Linked DNA regions of Homo sapiens: region 1 is linked to region 2. Evidence: chromatin contacts called from ENCODE Hi-C or POLR2A ChIA-PET data. All regions are on one chromosome and are shown on one strand. Each heading gives the region's core, a stretch centred on a gene start or an enhancer-like site at or near the end of the contact. The rest is flanking DNA. Distances are from core to core; before and after follow the strand shown. Region 1 has its middle 89 kb from the start of VPREB1. Region 2 holds the start of MAPK1 (mitogen-activated protein kinase 1).

Region 1 (6,484 bases), core at 3,144-5,643, 290 kb after region 2:
GCGAGCCATCATTTTGAGAGTCAGTCTCATTCTTTTAGCCCTAGATTATTTTTATTTTCTTGAGATACGTGAATAAAGGGCACAGGAAAAAAACACAGTTGAGAGTTTTGGATAATAGTAACCTAATTCACCCAGATTTTACTTCATATTGGTTGGAACTCTAAGTTGGGTGCAACTAACATGAGACTTGTTTTGATTTATTGTAAACATATTCTTGAATGACTAATGAACAGTGCTTCATGTGAACAAATTTTCACCTTCTGATAATTTCCAATATTACACTTTGAAAAACATTCCCATTGTAGTGCTCTAGAAAATATAATTTCAATTGTTAAAATTCAATATTACTGTAATTGAGGATATTAAATAACTTGTTGTTACATGATGCTAGCTGCAGCTTAAATTTCAGATCATGAGTGTTGTTAATATTATATAGTTGGAATTAGTTCTGAGATCAATGAATCAATGCTGTCTTACTGTTTTGTCTTTAATTTTTATACCACATTTATTTTGTGAGTGGATTTCATAAAAGGAAGTTGCTTTATGTTGCCAAGCTCATTATCTTGGGTTTTTGTCCAGAGCTGAATTCCCTTTTTCATCAAAGGACAGAGAGAGCCCATTATAAACTATTGAGTAATGCTGATTTGATGGGTAGGCCACTTACCTTTAAGTGGAAAGGAGGCCAGGCGCGGTGGCTCACGCCTGTAATCCCAGCACTTTGGGATGCTGAGGAGGGCGGATCATGAGGTCAGGAGATCGAGACCAGTCTGGCCAACTTGGAGAAACCCTGTCTCTACTAAAAATACAAAAATTAGCCGGGCGTGGTGGCGGGTGCCTGTAGTCCCAGCTACTCGGGAGGCCGAGGCAGGAGAATGGCGTGAACCTGGGAGGCGGAGCTTGCAATGAGTCAAGATCACACCGCTGAACTCCAGCCTGGGTGACAGAGCGAGACTCCTTCTCAAAAAAAAATTACACAAAAATGTTAGACTAATAAATATTAATAAACACTAAAGGAAGAAATTTAGTGGAACATTTATCAGAGGCAACAGACCAGGAAGTTATAGTTACCCTGTGAAAAGGCATCATCTAGGATTCATAGAAAACATTTGCAAATTGGCAACAACCACCACCACAACAAACTAAAACAAATGAAAGAAATAGACATTTATACAGGGAAAATATAAATAGATAATAAGTGTAATAAATTTTGTGACTTTCCACTTGAAAACAAAGAAATGGAAATAAAACCTATGTAAAGAAGTGGTGGAGTGAGCCGAGCTGGGGTGGGAGGGGTGGGGGCATCCCAGGCAGAGGGAACAGCAGATGCAAAGGTCTGGAGGCTGGAGCAGGCTGTGAGGGGTGAGAGCAGCAAGTACATGAAGTCTAGACCACAAATCGATGCTTCACCCTCAAAAATAGCCTCTCACTGGCCACCACTCAGGCCCAGATACATGTGTAAGGTGGGCAGCCTTCAGGAAAAGTGACCGCAAAAGTGCACCACATTGGGAATTCTGAGGTGTTTGAGAAAGTTATGGATGAAGGGTGAGGTAGACTCTAGTGGGGAATGTCCTCTTGCCACTTGGACTTCTCTGTCTATTTCATGGGCTATTATCAACTTCTAAAGAGCCAGTGGTTTGGGTGCACATTTAGGTGTAAGTACCTCTTGCCTCAAGCCTTAACTCTCTTTCCAATGAGTCAAGTGAGCTGTTGTGTTTAAGTAACTTCTCTTTATTGTGAAATCTTTCCTATCACTTTAAGAACCTTCTTCTTCAGACCCAAGTAATCCCAAGGCACCTATAATGTCCCTCCTGGAGAAGACAAAAGGGTGTCTTCTATTTCTGTGTGGCCCGATATTTCAGGGCCCCTAACCAGGTTAGTTCAAGGTGCTCAGCATAACCATGAATCTGCTACCCATGTTTCTCAGGTGGGTCATAGGCCCTGGAGGGATTGTGGCTGTGGACCAAGCAGGGGGTGCTGTGGGCTGTTCTGAGAAGGAGGGTTTTGGAGTGTCCAAGCTGAGAACATAGAGGCCCCAGATGTTGTATGAGTAAATTTTCATCTGACAGAATTATATTTTCCTAACTGAAAACATGAAACAGAGATGTAACAACTGTGCCTCTTTGGCTCTGTCTTTGCATGCTGTCATCAGCCACTGAACAGGAGCTGAGAGGGAAGACATAAAGAACAGAAAACCCATGAGGGGGATGGTCCATGTGGGTGTGGAAGTGAGGGTGAGTGGGGATTTGGCCAAAGAGGCCTAATCCACAGGAGTAGAGTCTCATGTGTGACTTTCAGAATGAGCAGGAGTGAGATAGGTGGAGGGGGAGTGTTGGAACATCTCATCAGAGGTGAGAATCCATAGAAGGAGACACTGGTCATTACAGTCAGTGAGAAAAGTGACTTTAGCCTGAGCCTAAGGTCATTGGATCAAGGAAGGGGCCAGGAGGAGCTCCTTGAAGGGAAGCTGTGAGCTTGAGAGGCAGGCTGAGGCAGATCAGTAGAATGAGCCCCCGAGAAGGGCTCACAGAGTCACTGAAGGACTGTGAGGTGGCAGGGACAAGCTCACATGGCCTTTGGTCAGTGAGTCTCCAGCTGTAATGAGAATGAAATGGGGAAGATCTGGGACAGGAAGACAAGCTGGGGGCGCTGGTACCATCATGGGGAGATGATGGTGGGTGGCTCTAGGTTAGTTAGAGTTGGAATGAAGAGCAGAAAGCAGCTTCGTGATACCTTTATGTCATAAAATACATTTGGCATGGAGAGGACTTGGACTTTGTGCATGAAGGATATGGATGTTTCTAGGCTGACTCCCAAATGTTTCTAGGCTGACTCCCAGAAACTAGGATGTTTCTAGGCTGTTCCTGGCTGAGAATTTGGATGGTAACTATAGTCCAAAGAAACAAAGAACACTGAAATCATATCTTATTTTTTTTAACTCACAAAATAGAGGCAGGTAGATATTTATATGTGTTTTGTTGGCTCAATGATTTTTTTTAGTAATAAACATATTTACTTAGAAACTACTGGGTGTCTGTATGCTCTGGGATTTTTTTCTCCTGTCCTGATGACATCTCTTTCCTTTCTCTGGGTTCAGGAGTTACTTCCCAGGTTGTGGTGACACAGGAACATTCACTTTCCACAACTCCTGGAGGGGCAGTCACCTTCACCTATGGCTCCAAAATTGGGGCTGTCATCAGAGCATCTCGACAGCTGGGCCCAACAGAACATCTGGCAATGTCCCCAGGGCAATGGTGGGCACAAGCAGTCAGGTCCTGGGACCCCTGCACAATCCCCTGGTTCTCTTCATGAAGAAAAAGCCACTCTGGTTATAATGAGGACTAGACCAAGAATGAGGCCCAGTGTTACATGCTCGGTGTGGTGATCTGAAATATCACCACAGGGACAAATACAAAAATACAAGTGGGAAACTACACTCAAACCCTTGGATCAAGCCTCAGTCCTATGCTTCTGAAGCAAATTTCTTGTTTTTGGAGTCTGGTTTTCAACCACTGTAGACTCAGATCATTTATTCTTCAGGCCCCCAATGGGATCATCACAAGCACTTTTTCTATCAATCATGGCAGTCACTTGAGATCAAAGGTGAATTTCTTCTTCCTCAAGTTATAAGCAACACTTTGGCATATTTGGTGAACTTCAAAGAAAATGGCTAAGATAGAGGATGAGAGACATAAGAGGCTTCAGGAATATTTCAGCAGATGCAAAGCAGACTACAGGGTAACTCATTTCCCATATGATTTGATTGATTGCAAAATGTGAAATTAAATGCATACAAAGGGGAATGTGTGTCATTTTTCCTCTTAATGACAAAGTAAAAAAAAAGCAATAAAACAAAAACAAGCACTATTTCATGTGTCTTGATAAACTTGTAGAAAGTCTTATAATATCCACAATATCTAGGATACAGTAAAATAACTTTCCATATGAAGAACCAGAAGAACACAACTTAAATGAGAAAAGACAATTGATAGACACCAATACTGAAATAATTTAGGTGCTGATGTTATGTAACTGAGATTAATTAAGGAGTAATTATACAATTCCTTCAGTGAGCAATTTTAGACATTATTTTTTGAAGTTTTAGGTTCAGGGGTTCATGTGCAGGTATGTTACGTAGGTAAACTTGTGTCAGAGGGGACATTCTTGAAACAAGTGGAAAAGAAGCAAATCCCGAAAAGAAAAATAAGTCATAGAAACAAACCAAATTAAAATTAGAAAACAGAAAAATGCAATAAATTAAAAAGAACAGTCTGGAGGGACTCTGGAACAGGTAACAGTGAAATTAAAGTTCAGGCATTAGAGGAATTATTTACCGTTAAGTAGGGAAGAAAGTACAAACAATAGCCATCTAAGCCCAGCAGAGGGAGCTGTGGATCTTCTCAGAGGTGAGCAAGGCCGGAAATGAACTCCCGGGGCTCTCATTTATGGCTCCTGGGTCCATACTCACTGGCCCGAATTGGGGTTTAGAGCAGGTGCTTTCTCCCAAAGGGCAAACTCAGAGTTCCCAGCAGCCCATCCTCCCTGACAGAGCGGCTGCTGCCTGGCTGAGCACTCAGAACTTAGGGAGCCGGTGGTTTTGGTAGAGGCCCCATGTTTGCATAATGTCCTAACCAAACACACATCTACCCGGGGAGGTGACGAGGAGTTAGAGGAACTGTCCCAGGGTCCAGAAGTAGCCGGGGGTTCTGGGGATCCTTGGAAAGTCCACACCATAGCTTGGATGTCTATCCTCCCCTCTCTCCCTCCTCACTGCCCAGGTTCATGTAGATTTCAAAGACAGGACTTTGGAGGGATCTGTCTGCTGTGATTCCTCACACATAACATGTATCTGTTTTAGTTTCTTGGTTCAGTTCTCAGGCTGTGGTGACTCAGGAGCCCTCACTGACTGTGTCCTAAAGAGAGAGACTTATTCTCATGTGTGGCTTCAGCACCACAGCACTGAATTCAGCAGAAGCCTGGTCAAGTCCTCAGGACATTGATGTGTAACACAGATAACAAACACCCCTGGATGCCCACTTGATTCTCTGGCTCCCTCCTGGGGGAAAGCTGCCCTGACCCCTCAAGGGGCCCAGCCTGAGGATGAGGCTGAGTATACTGTGGGCTACACCACAGTGGTCCTTAGCACAGTGAGAGACCCAGATGGGGAAGCAGGACATGAACGAGCTTTTGGCTGATCCGGGGTACAAACATGAACGTAGGATATCAGGATCACGTGGCCAGACACCTGAGCTCTCAAGGACACCTAAATTTTAACTATCCGTAGAGAGAAAGGTGGGTGGAGGGGTGTAAATTGATTCCTGTATCTGTTTGAATTTTAAAGTGGAAAATATTTGTGAATCATTTGGGAGATGCAGATTCCCAAAAAGAAGAATTTATGTTTATATTCCAAACAGAACAGTAATAGTGAGATCAACTCTAAAGACTAAGGTCAAACACACTTCATCCAGAAAGATGGATCTCAAAAGATTTTGTTGTTGTTTTGCCTATTAAAAGCTAAGAGAGGAAATTATATTAATAAAGTTTATTTCATGTTCTATGTTAATAGTGTGTATTTCATAGCTTTTTAAGCATTAAAAATTATAAAAGTGTTAAGAGGGATTCTCTTCTCTAATGTTATATAAGAAAGTATCCACCTAGGAAAATATTTTGAAGGTCTAACCCCCAGTACTTCTAAATGTGACCTTATTTTTAAAATAGTGTTATTGCTTATGTAATTCTTAGGATGAAGCCATCCTAGAGCGAGGTGGCCTCTTGATCCAATGTGCCTGGTGTCCTTATAAGATGATGGTAGTAAGGAGATTGGAAGACACAGAGAGAATGCCGTGTGACGACGAAGGCAGAGATTGAATTTACACAGCTGCAAGATAAGGAGCACTAAAGATTGCTGGCAAACCACCAGCAGCCAGAAAGAGGGAAGGAAGGATCTCCCCTCAGGTATATATGGAAACATTGCCCTTTCTATGAATTTTGGGAGGCTAGCCTCCAGAACTGTGAGACAATACATTTGTGTTATCTTAACCAAACTTGTGTTTAATACATTCTGACAGCAGTTCTAGGAAACCAATACACCAGACAATAAATTACACAATACTTCTGAAATTGATTGTACTTCTTTCATTTTGGCAACCAGTTTTTCCATGAATATGATTATATCTGTGCTCATATTTCTAACTTTATAAATATGCTTGTAATTTAAGGTTAAGATAAGAAATCCTTGTGTCTTAAAAATCCCTAAATATATGAGAACTGAATAATAATATTAACATTATGAGATCTAATGGAAAATTGTAGCTTTTACATAATTCCACTTGTTCACTAGTATCAAGATGTGAAGGTGGGAAGATCACCTTGTTATTAACAAAACACTCCTGGTCATCTCTGTGGATTTGAGAGTGCAGGGGGAGACACCTACATATTGTTTGGGAAGTCACAAATGCAGCATGCCCAGAGCATCATGTACAACAGT
Region 2 (7,181 bases), core at 1-2,500:
AAAAAAAACCGTCACTATCATTTCACTTTTCTAAGGGACCTGAATCAAGATGAGGGAGTCTACGTGTGATTCTGCAAGAACTCCATTAAGGCTGCATACATAATGACCACTAAATCATTAACAGGAGTCCATAGCAATTGGGCTAAAACATCTGGGAGCATTTATGCTGGTAAAAGAGCTCACTTGGGGGCTAAAAAAAAAGTCAAATTAGGCCCAACTCTAAACGGATCTTTAACAAATCAAGAGAGTAATGTTAGTTTATCCTTCCTGAAACGCCAGCAGTACGATATTAAAATCCACTTAGAAGTAAAAACTTCAAGACGGAAATATGCCACCAACACTGGCGTCAGTAATCCATTTTAGAAAGCCTGCGCGGAGACCACCATTAGCACCGCTGAGGATATTTAATGAAAGCCGTTGGCTGCAAACAGAGGCGAAGAGAGAAAAACGATTATTTCGGTGTTCTGCACACACGCGGAGGCAAAACGCTTTCAGGACCTCAGCAGCCACCGCCGCCAACACCGACAAGCATCTGATGGAATTCACAGTTTTACAATCGAAAGTCCAAAAGAAGGCCATGATACTAGCAAATTGAGGGGTGGGGACCCTTCCGTTGCCTTCCCGAGGGTCCAGACTTTAAAGGCCGCGCTGCGCCCGGGGCCAAGGGTCCACTAGTACCGGCCTACGCCCCCCGCGCCACTCCCTGAGCCCCTTCCCGAGCGACCGAAGGCCCGGGAACCGCGAGCAACAACACCTAAACCTCAACCGGCCCGGGGCCGCGCCCGAGCCCTGGCGCGCGGACCGCGGTGAAGTCCGGGTTCGAGGTCGCCGCGGCGCCTGAGGCCGAGGCGCGGGCGAGGCCGAGGCTGCGTCCGCTGCGGCCCCGGGCGGTGGGGGGGCCGGGCGTGGCCGGTCGCGGACACTCACCACACCATGCCGTAGGCGCCCTCGCCGATGTACGAGAGGTTGGTGTAGCGCGGCCCCACGTCGAACACCTGCCCGCGGACCATCTCCGGGCCCGCGCCCGCCGCCGCCGCCGCCGCCATGTTGGCTGCCGGGCCGCCGCCGCCTCCGCCGCGCTGAGCTCGACGCTCGGCGGCCGCCGCTCAGCTCTTGTCGCCCCTCCCGCAGGGACTGCGCCGCCGCCGGTGCAGCCGCCGACGCTGACCGGGAGGAGGAAGGAAGACGCCGAGCGGGAGAGCTGAAGAGCCGACAGCCACTCGGACCGATTGCCTGCCTGCCTGCCAGACTGACGGGCGGGCCGGCGGGCGGGCGGAGGGAGGGGCGCGCGCCGAGGAGGGTGCCGGGGCGGGGACAAGAAGTGTGCATGCGGATTGGTTCCTCGCGGCTGGGGGCGGGGCCGCGCGGGCCGGCGGAAGCGGCGGGCTTCGGGAGGGGCACTGCGACGGCGTTGACTGAGGGGGCGCCACTAGGCGCGGTCACGTGCATTCGCGGTGCATTCGCGGGGGCGTCGGTGCGGGTCGCGTCTCTTAAGACACCCAGGGAGACAGACGTGGGGCAGAACTCATGGGCTGAAGTGAGAGATGGCTGGGGCCCAGGCGAGCGACCGAGCAGGGTCCGAACAGAGCCAGCGAGGGACCCCGGGCTGTGCTTGAGGCCCGACGACGCGCCATATCCCGGCAGCGCCGCAGCTCAGGCCTCTGCGAATCTGTGGTCCACACGCTGATAAACTTAGAGGCCTCTGCACTGGGGCAGAAACCGAAAGGCATGACCCAGACCGAGAAAGATATTTGCATACTGAGAAAGTGTGAAACACAATTGTCGAGACTAAAAGGAGACACTGAGAGGATACGCCAATCAGGTTAGTTCAGATGTTTGTTGAGCACACTCCATGTTCCTGGGGATCCACCCTTATAGAAGTTACCTTTTAGAGAGAGGAGACAGACAAATACGTGTAATGCTCAAGTTGTGATAAGTACGATGAAGAAGTACAAAGCAGAAGGGAGGGCGCGGTGTCTCACGCCTATCATCCCAGCACTTTGGGAGGCCGAGGCGGGCGGATCACTTGAGGTCAGGAGTTTGAGACCAGGTCTCTACTAAAAATACAAAAATTAAGTCCGGGCGAGGTGGCTCACGCCTGTAATCCTAGCACTTTGGGAGGCCGAGGCGGGCGGATCACGAGGTCAGGAGTTCAAGACCAGCCTGGCCAACATGGCGAAACCCTGTCTCTACTAAAAATACAAAAATTAGCCGGGCGCAGTGGTGGGCGCCTGTCATCCCAGCTACTTGGGAGGCTGAGGCAGGAGGACAAAGCAGAGAGTAAGGGATTAGGGGGTGGTGGGTCGAAACACATGAGAGATACATTTGCGTTCAGAGACAGACCGAGATTGGTACAGATAGGCAGAAATGCTGACAGAGCAGGTAATGAAATAGAAATGCAAAGATAGAGTCACTAAAACCAAAACATCGAGGTTTAGAGAAAAAGAGACACACCAGGTTAAGAAACAGTCACAAACAACAGAGGTTGAAAAAATAAAAATTAGAGTCCTGAAGCAGGTGGATACCAAGGAAAGCTAAGACAACGAGACGGACAATGACCCAGGCACTGCTTCTGAACCTTTTCCCCTGCCATGTTTGGAGGGAGAAGGAAGAGCGGCAGACCCTATATCCTCTTTGTTCAACTCTTCCAAGTTTAAAACCATCAACTCTTGACTTCTAGACATCAACAAAGATTAATTAGTCAATCTCAAAGGAGAATAAACAAAGTTTTTTGTTTGTTTGTTTGTTTAACTCTCTGGTGGAAGCTGGTGTGGTGGCTCACGCCTGTAATCCCAACTTGGGCCCAAGAATTCAAGACTAGCCTGGGCAACACAGCAATACCCTGTCTCTAAAACAGAGAAACAAACAAACAAAAAATCCTGTGGGGGAAAAAGGATGTGACACATGAGAAAAGGAATAAACTGCTCCAGCCAAAATTTACTCCTTCAAAATATATTTAGCCCATGAAGCAGGACCCAATTTTAGAAAATACCTAATTCTTGAGTTAATGGGTGCAGCACACCAGCATGGCACATGTATACATATGTAACTAACCAGCACATTGTGCACATGTACCCTAAAACTTAAAGTATAATAATAATAATAAAAAGAAAATACCTAATTCTTATTCTCAAAAGAGGACATTGCATATTTTTTTAAAAAACAGGCCAAGATAAATGGAGTACCATGAAATTAAAACCACAATAACCGGCCGGGCGCGGTGGCTCACGCCTGTAATCCCAGCACTTTGGGAGGCGGAGGAGGGCAGATTGCCCAAGCTCAGAAACTGGGGACCAGCCTGGGCAACATGGTGAAACCCCGTCTCTACTAAGATACAAAAAATTAGCTGGGCCTGCCGGTGTGCCTGTAGTCCCAGCTACTCGGGAGGCTGAGGCAGGAGAATTGCTTGAACTCGGGAGGCAGAGGTTACAGTGAGCTGAGATCGCGCCACTGCACTCCAGCCTGGGCCACAGAGTGAGACTCCGTCTCAAAAAAAAAAAAAAAAAAGAGGCCGGGTGCGGTGGCTCACGCTTGTAATCCCAGCACTTTGGGAGGCCGAGATGGGCGGATCACAAGGTCAGGAGATCGAGACCATCCTGGCTAACATGGTGAAACCTCGTCTCTACTAAAAATACAAAAAAAAAAAAAAAAAAAATTAGCCGGGCGTGGTGGCGAGTGCCTGTAGTCCCACCTACTCCGGAGGCTGAGACAGGAGAATGGCGTCAACCCGGGAGGCGGAGCTTGCAGTGAGCCGAGGTCACGCCACTGCACTCCAACCTGGGTGACAGAGCAAGACTCCGTCTCAAAAAAAAAAAAAAAAAAAGTAGACTTGATGCAGAAGAGTACATCAGCAATATAGAAGATAAACATGAGAAAATTTTCAAGAATATAGAACAAAGTGATGGAATCCTGTAAGAGAAGATAATGGGGATGGACAGCATCTAGGGATTCTAACTCTAGGCATCCCCACAGGAAGACAGAGCAAATCGGTTAGAGCGAATAATCAAAATTACAATAGGAGAAAAGTTTCCTTAGGTTGCAAAAAGGTCTGAGGTGGAGGTGGGAAATAGAGTGGGTTCACTGAGATTGAGAAAAATTAAGAAGAAACCAACAACACATAATCTGGGAAAATCATTAAGTTTCAGGGATAAAGAACAGACACTAATAGACCCAATTAGGGAAAAAAATGTTATTTATAAAAAAGCTGGCCAGCAGGCACGGTGGCTCGTGCCTGTAATCCCAGCACTTTGGGAGGCCGAGGCGGGCGGATCATGAGGTCAGGAGTTCTAGACCAGCCTGGCCAACATGGCGAAACCCCATCTCTTCTAAAAATACAAAAATTAGCTGGGTGTGGTGGTGTGTGCCTGTAATTCCAGCTTCTTGGGAGGCTGAGGCAGGAGAATTGCTTGAATCCAGGAGGTGGAGGTTGCAGTGAGCCGAGATCGTGCCACTGCACTCCAGTCTGGGCAACAGAGTGAGATTCCGTCTCCGGGGGAAAAAAAGATGGCTGGGCGAGGTGGCTCACACCTGTAATCCCAGCACTTTGGGAGGCTGAGGCGGGTGGATCACCTGAGGTCAGGAGTTCGAGACCAGCCTGGCCAACGTGGTAAAACCTTGTCTCTACTGAAAATACAAAAATTAGCCGAGCATGATGGCTGGCACCTGTAATCCTAGCTACTTGGGAGGCTAAGGCAGGAGAATCGCTTGAACCCGGAAGGCATAGGTTGCAGTGAGCCGAGATTGCACCATTGCACTCCAGTCTGGGTGATAAGAACGAGACTCCATTTAAAAAAAAAAAAAGCTAAAAACTGGCTTTATTCAGATTTTTCCTCTGCAACACTTAAAAGCCAAAGGAAAATAGAACAAGATTGACAACACTTTGAAGGGGTAGGTTTCGACCCTTCATAGATTCATAGATGGTGGCAAGAACGAGACTCCATCTCAAAAAAAAAGCTAAAAACTGGCTTTCTTCAGATTTCTCCTCTGCAACACTTAAAAGACAAAGGAAAATAGAACAAGATTGACAACACTTTGAAGGGGTAGATTTTGACCCTTCATAGATGATTTCATTCACTCCAGTGCCTTAATTCCTCCTAGATCTTTTTTTTTTTTTTTTTTTTTTGGAAAATTATATATAAAAGGAGACGGGGGCCAGGCGCGGTGGCCCACGCCCATAATTCAGCACTTTGGGAGGCCGAGGTGGGCGGATCACCTGAGGTCAGGAGTTTGAGATAAGCCTGGCCAACATGACAAAACCCTGTCTCTACTAAAAATACAGAAAAATTAGTTAGGCATGGTGGCTCATACCTGTAATCCCAGCTACTTGGGAGGCTGAGGCGGGAAGGTCTCTTGAACTCAGGAGGTGGAGGTTGCAGTGAGCAGAGATCACACCACTGCACTCTAGCCTGAGTAACAGAGTGAGACTCCATCTCAAAAAAAAAAAAAAAATAGAGAGAGACGGGGTCTCACTTGTTGCCCAGGCTGGTTTTGAACTCCTGGCCTCAAACCATTCTCCTACTTCAGCCTCCCAAGTAACTGGGACTATTGGTATGCACCTCCTTCCTCCCAGATCTTTTTTTTTTTTTTTTGAGACAGAGTCTCACTCTGTTGCCCAGGCTGGAGTGTGGTAGGGTGATCTCGGCTCACGGCAACCTCCACCTCCCAGGTTCAAGCAATTTTTCTGCCTCAGCCTCCCGAGTAGCTGGGATTACAGGCATGCACCACCACGCCCAGCTAATTTATTTTTTGTACTTTTAGTAGAGGCGGGGTTTCACCATATTGGCCAGGCTGGTCTCAAACTCCTGACCTCGTGATCTGCCCACCTCGGCCTCCCAAAGTGCTAAGAATACAGGTGTGAGCCACCGTGCCCCTCATTTCCTGGATCTTTATTGCTCAGAAGATCTCTCCTGAATTCCAGGTCAGCATGTCCACCTGCACACAGGACAGCTCCATGTGACATCCCACAGGTGTTTCAGTGCCACAAATTTAAACCACCATTGGTTAACTGCATGAGTTCTGTGCTGAGACTGTTTGAATCTTGGCTGCTCTGCTTACCAGCTGTGTGACCTTGTCCTCATTTTCCTCAGACTTAAAATGGGATCACAATAATGCCTACCTCACATAAGTCTGTTGGACAGAGTACATAAGACAACATATGTGAAGAGCCTGACACATATTATGTTATGTACCCACTAAATGTTATCTGTTACCTACCTCACCTAAACCTGTTGTTTATCTTGTATCTGTGGATAGCATCACCTTCACCCAGACACTTAAGTTGGAGAGTTCACTATAATCTTTAACAACACATTTTACCTCAAGCCTTACCCTGTACCCCATCCAATCAATTATGAACTATAAATTCTGTTTCTTTAATAGTTCAGAAATCTTTACTACCTAAAGTCTGATCTCCAGGCCAGGTGTGGTAGCTCATGTGTGTAATCCCAGCACTTTGGGAGGCTGAGGCAGGAGGATTGTTTGAGCTCAGGAGTTTGAGACTGGGCAACATAGGGAGACCCCATCTCTACATAAAATTTTACAACTAGCCAGGTGTGGCCGGGTGTGGTGGCTCACATCTATAATCCCAGCACTTTGGGAGGCCGAGGTGGCGTGGATCGCTTGAGGTCAGGAGTTCAAGACCAGCCTGGCCAACATGTTGAAACCCTGCCTGTACTAAAAATACAAAAATTAGCTGGGTATGGTGGTGGCATGCACCTGTAATTCCAGCTACTCAGGAGGCTGAGGCAGGAGAATCACTTGAACCTGAGAGGCGGAGGTTGCGGTGAGCCAAGATCATGCCATTGCACCCCAGCCTGGGTGACAAGAGCAAAACTCCATCTCAAAAAAAAAAAATACAAATACACCTGTAATCCCAGCACTTCGGGAGACCGAGACGGGCGGATCACGAGGTTAGGAGATCAAGACCATCCCGGCTAACACGGTGAAACCCCGTCTCTGCTAAAAATACAAAAAATTAGCTGGGCGTGGTGGCGGGCGCCTGTAGTCCCAGCTACTAGGGAGGCTGAGGCAGGAGAATGGCGTGAACCTGGGAGGTGGAGCTTGCAGTGAGCCGAGATAGTGCCACTGCAGTCCAGCCTGGGTGACAGAGCGAGACTCCTCAAAAAAAAAAAAAATACAAATACAAAAATTAGTCAGGCATGGTGGCAGACCCCTGTAATCCC

What was found. Hi-C counts contacts between places; a loop is a spot of excess contacts on that map. ChIA-PET counts read pairs that join two places held with the same protein, here RNA polymerase II (POLR2A). Pooled maps may share reads with other maps.
Region 1: a loop to region 2 is called in a pooled map, with 2.7 times the contacts of the local background. The contact joins the enhancer-like site here to the promoter of MAPK1 in region 2. A Hi-C loop is called at or near these places in 1 of 37 single-sample maps with no recorded cell type and 4 of 50 pooled maps. POLR2A ChIA-PET finds 5 or more read pairs at or near these places in 2 of 52 experiments (activated B cell and activated T-cell).

What each region holds. Positions count from the first base shown.
Region 1 is chr22:22,152,523-22,159,006 of GRCh38, forward strand. It overlaps IGL. Among named protein-coding and RNA genes, the nearest start is that of VPREB1, 89 kb to the right of the region's middle. RefSeq lists a silencer at 3,144-3,286 and an enhancer at 4,396-4,555. Within about 2 kb of position 4,394, at least 7 of the 41 ENCODE cell types and tissues checked have a DNase peak (open chromatin) inside an H3K27ac peak, as active enhancers do.
Region 2 is chr22:21,866,395-21,873,575 of GRCh38, forward strand. MAPK1 (mitogen-activated protein kinase 1) reads right to left here and starts at 1,251. Exons shown (of 9, transcript NM_002745.5): 1 at 928-1,251. The coding sequence starts at 1,046. RefSeq lists a silencer at 1,182-1,421.